Regions from separate parts of the Homo sapiens genome. Here region 1 is linked to region 2. Evidence: chromatin loops called from intact Hi-C (ENCODE). Cell type or tissue: heart right ventricle. All regions are shown on one strand.

The links. Peaks named below come from ENCODE experiments on the same cell type or tissue, not always from the same donor. Only the 100,000 strongest peaks of a DNase experiment are listed, where the experiment ranks them.
Region 1: it touches region 2 in a loop (3-fold over the local background); 4 of 110 quality-filtered maps call a loop at or near these places.

The regions. Positions count from the first base shown.
Region 1 is chr9:81,603,551-81,606,050 of GRCh38, reverse strand. All of the region lies in intron 14 of TLE1 (TLE family member 1, transcriptional corepressor), which reads left to right. Among named protein-coding and RNA genes, the nearest start is that of TLE1, 85 kb to the left of the region's middle. In heart right ventricle, no CTCF peak of the experiment used is centred here; no DNase peak of the experiment used is centred here.
Region 2 is chr9:81,372,211-81,374,710 of GRCh38, reverse strand. No RefSeq gene overlaps it. Among named protein-coding and RNA genes, the nearest start is that of TLE1, 320 kb to the left of the region's middle. In heart right ventricle, no CTCF peak of the experiment used is centred here; DNase peaks (open chromatin) are centred at 1,194 and 1,715; H3K27ac peaks cover 1,825 bases.

The sequences.
Region 1 (2,500 bases), 230 kb before region 2:
CATTTCTCTGATGGCCAGTGATGATGAGCATTTTTTCATGTGTCTGTTGGCTGCATAAATGTCTTCTTTTGAGAAGTGTCTGTTCATATCCTTTGCCCACTTTTTGATGGGGTTGTTTTTTTCTTGTAAATTTGTTTAAGTTCTTTGTAGATTCTGGATATTAGCCCTTTGTCAGATGGGTAGATTGCAAAAATTTTCTCCCATTCTGTAGGTTGCCTGTTCACTCTAATGGTAGTTTTTTTTTTTTTGCCGTGCAGAAACTCTTTAGTTTAATTAGATCCCATTTGTCTATTTTGGCTTTTGTTGCCATTGCTTTTGGTGTTTTAGTCATGAAGTCTTTGCCCATGCCTATGTCCTGAATGGTATTGCCTAGGTTTTCTTCTAGGGTTTTTATGGTTTTAGGTCTAATATTTAAATCTTTAATCCATCTTGAATTAATTTTTATATAAGGTGTAAGGAAGGGATTCAGTTTCAGCTTTCTACGTATGACTGCCCATATCTATTAATTAGTATGAGAGGACTTGTTGTTCTTACTATTTAGTAAAGTAATATTGCCTGAGGCAGTGCTGCTCAAACTATTTATGGTGACAGACCAGTTCCCCGCCCCGCCCCGTAAGTCAAAGATAGGTACATTTGTAACATACAATACAAATGAATAGGAGGGAAAAGATACCAAATCCAAGTCCATTTTTTGTTGTTACAAGAGTCAACAGCCCTAAGTCCTCAGGTTGCTGTCGCTCACTCTCGATGACTGCACTCATCTCACTGCAAACAGTAGCCAGTGTTTGCTGACCACACGTTGAGTAGGGCTGGTCTGAGGCACTTAAGAGAAATGAGGACAAACTCATGTGTCCAGGATAGAGTGAACAAGGCGTTAAAAGTTATACAAATAATTCTCTGAAAAATACCCACGGAAAGAATGCTTGGGTGAGGCAGACGGAAGGCACAGTTGCCATTCATAGACTGAGTGTGAACTGTCAGGCTTTGTGTGCGATGCCAGGCATGCTCCAGGAAAGAGGGTGCTCTCAGCCTTCTCTGCCCTTGGGGGCTTGATGATGTCATTAAAAGAAAAGTAAATATCCTGGTTTGACTTGTGATATGTGCTCTTGAGGCAGAGCAGTGGGTGATAGGGAGACATGTAAAGAAGTGACCAAAATTAGGGTCAGAAAGACTTCGTGGGGTGAAGCTGAAGCGCATGCAGGAAGGAATGAGTTTCCCATGGAACCGGGGAGGCACAGTCTGTGTCGTGCACAGAGAGAGAGCTTGAGGGATCCATGTGCAGGTGGATGAGTGCCTCCTGAGTGTTACAGCCAGAAGAGTTCAGTTGGGGCAGGAGGGACCTTAATGTCCCTTTAGTATAAATGCTCATCCATGGTTCAAGTCTGCTAAGATAGCCTCGTGCAGTGACAGTGTGCCTCTGACCGTGCGTGTCCAAGGATGGGGGACCCACTGCTGCCCAGAACAATGCATTTTCCATGACTGTGTGAAAACTCTTCTAGCCCTTGAGCTGAATCTGTCTCCCTGGAACTTTGACTCATCAATCCTGGCTCTTTCCTACCCGCTGAGACCACACAGCACACTGCTAATCTATCATCCTCATGGCAGCTCTTCAGTGTTTGGAGACCTCCACACCACCCTGAGGCTTCTCTTCTGGCTAGAATTTGTCTGTCGCTTCAGCCCTCTCTTGTGGGCCATGGTTTAGGGTTCCCACATCACCTGCTCACTAAGATCCAGATCCTGTCACTTCCTTTCCATCCACACTTTCACAGATTTTATTGAGACCTCCTGCATAGGCATAGGGGACCCCACCGGGAGCTCACAGCCTAGGATGGGGTGCAGGGAAGGAAAAATTCTCCTTTGCCCTCTCAGAGTCTGCCGCTGGGCCTGAGAATCAAACTGACATAAGATAGATTAACAGGAGAAATGCATGCAAGTCTTATTAAGAATTTAGGTGTACATGGGAGTCTTCACAAGGAAATGAAGACCCAAAGAAGCGACCAGAGCAGACAGCTTGTATCACCTTTTTTTGTTGTTCTGTTTTGTTTTTTTGAGACAAAGTCTCGTTCTGTCATCCAGGCTGGAGTGTAGTGGCCCAATCTCGGCTCACTGCAACTTCTACCTCCCGGGTTCAAGCGATTCTCCTGCCTCAGCCTCCCGAGTCGCTGGGATTACAAGCGTACACCGCCATGTCCGGCTAATTTTTGTGTTTTTAGTAGAGACAGGGTTTCACCATGTTGGCCAGGCTGGTCTTGAATTCATAACCTCAGGTGATCCACCCACCTTGGCCTCCCAAAGTGCTGGGATTACAGGCATGAGCCACCACGCCTGACCTTGTATCACTTTTATACAAAGAAATGACAAATTTGTGAAGACATGACAAGAAAAAGAGTTTTGGGCTGGAGGCAGTAAATTGTGGGGAAGTAACTAAGAGATAGATATATTGGGGGAAAACTTGTGGGAGACAAAGGTTATTTTGGTAAGTTTATTTGTGGAAATCCCT
Region 2 (2,500 bases):
TGCTAGCCAAAGCAAAGGGAGGTTTCAGAAAGGTGGTGCTCAGTGTCAGCTCTCAGTTTTGGGGTGTGGATGCACTTGGCCTCAAAACTGCTGAGTGGGAAGGTGGGAGGGGAAATGTCTGGTGCCTTCCCCTGATTTCTAACTGAGGTCACCTACCTCACCTGCTCTGGACTTCTCACGTTTAAGGCAGGCAGATTGTCACCTGCCTCCCTCTATCCACTCCTCCTCCGGTTTCTCTTCTCCTCCCACTCCTTTGGCCTCTGAGTTTCTGTAGGGAGAATCTCCCTCTTCACATTGACCAGACACGCTGCTCCGTTTATTCCCCTCTAGGGCCTGTACATGGGTTGATTAACATGTGCCTTTCCTTAAATCACCGCCATGGTTTGCAGGTGAAAGGCAAACACCATGAACCCATTTTCCAAGGTCCGTTATAGAGATTATTTTGTAAATTCACACATGCTAATATTCCACAGGGCATGTGCTAGCAAGGGCTCCCAGTGAGACTGGGACATACTGTTCCTTCAAACACCTGACTAAATGCACAGAATTTTAAACACAGTCTTACTGTGATTCAGTGGCAATGCTTCTTCTTTCTAAGAAGCCATTTACTTCTTTCCAGAAAAAAAAAATCAAACCTCTTTACTCTTCAAATGTAGAGCCCCTTTAATATCACTAATGAGAGCTACCATTTATTGAGCACAGAGTGTCAGACGCGGCACAGAGAGCTCTGTTGATATTGTCCCTAATCTCCACAGCAGCCCTTCCAACAGGGAATTGTATCCTCATCTTCCAAGTGAGCACTGTTTTTCGTTTTTGAAGGAAGACAGGGTAGGAGAGGATCGTGGTGCTTCACCTCGGAAGGGAGCCAGGAGCTCCAGGGTCCTGCAGTTAATACCCATCTCTTCTTATTCCTTTCTCACCTCCTGCAGGTTGCCTTGAGATTTTTAATCCCCTGGGTGATCTGAATCTTCATTTTATGTCTCCAGAAAAGAAGCCAGGATCTCCAGGAAGGTGGATCTCCCAGAGAGAGATTCAGGTGGAAGAGACAGATCCCTGTGGCACCACCCTAGACACCAAGTTTCGCTCAGTGGCCTGTCCCCTGGTGCGGACTGAAACCAGCATTGCCTGGTTTATGTGCTCCTGACAAGATGACAGCCTGTGGTGACAAGGGAGGCAGTTGGATACATGGCCCCCGCCTTTCCCCAGGGACCTCTTTCTTCTGTTGGAGCCAAATGCTGCTCAGTTGAGAGCTCAGGGAACAAAATAGTCTTTGTTGCTTAAACTGAAATCTTCCCATGGCTGACTGTCCCAGGGGTCTTGTTGTTAACAATACTCTCTCCTCATTCCTCCTCTTCTTCCTCCTCTTCCTCCTCCTCCTCCTCGTCCCCCTCCCCAATCTCTCTCCCTGCTGCCTCCCCCTACCTGCTCTTCCTCCTCTTCTCCCACTCCCTTGCCCTCTGTGATTCTTAATCATTATACTTCTGAAACATGACAAACCTAACAGAATCTTGCCAGAGCGAGAGGCCCTAGGGAATTAGTCGAGAAACTACAACAAGAGCCAAATCCATTTGGGTAGGTTTGGGTTTCATGGGAACAGTTTGGTGCAGTGAGAAGGCAGGAGGAGGAGAGAGAGTTGGAGGCTGCCCAGCTGATTGTCTCCTGGGATGGGTGCCCAGCGGGTAGGGCTGTAAACCGGCCTAGTGACTGTTAACCTATTTTAGATCACAGATGTCTCTGAGAATTTGAGGAGCACGTATCAGCACAAGATTTGGGCTTGTGGTCAGGTTTCTGTGAGTGCTCAGTCCAAGGGCCAATGCTCTGCATACTTCCCACTTCTTCCCACTGGCTTCGTCTGTCTTAGCTGTAAGCCCAGTAAACACACATCCTTAGGAGATGTGATCACGTCATCAATTATCTTCCCTGGAACACTTTTGAGAGTGACAGAGTCACTATTATTAACTACACTCGGATGACTTAATGTCAACCAAGACAGTCTCAGGCGAACTGGGAAATAGTGTTTCCTAGCTCTGGTCATGGGGTTTGGTGGTAAGACCCAAGACTAGGAAGTGGATTCTACTATGAACTGCTTAGACTCTCAGGGAGACCCTCAGCTTATCCAGCTGTAAAAATCAAAGAATCAAACGGAGTCTTCATTGTTTCTTTGGGTGCTGGTGTTTTTAATCCTTCTTTTGTTTATATGCATGAGAGAAAAAGTATATTGGGTGACATATTTTGCCTCCTACTGGTTGGTTGAATCAATGTTTTCACTTGAATGTCTGAACAAAAAAGTGCTTGAACGGGTGAGAATAATATAGTGCAGAGAACCTGGGACTTCCGTTTTCTGAAAGAATAGGGTAATTCTTTTGTAAAATGTTTTCTCCTTGCTCTAAGTAACTGACCACGGTGTTGAATACTGATTATTCAGGAGCACCCACTGTTACTCAGGGCTTTAGCAGGAGCATCTGAGGGGTTTAGCATTCCCTGTCTCCAGGGCCTCGTC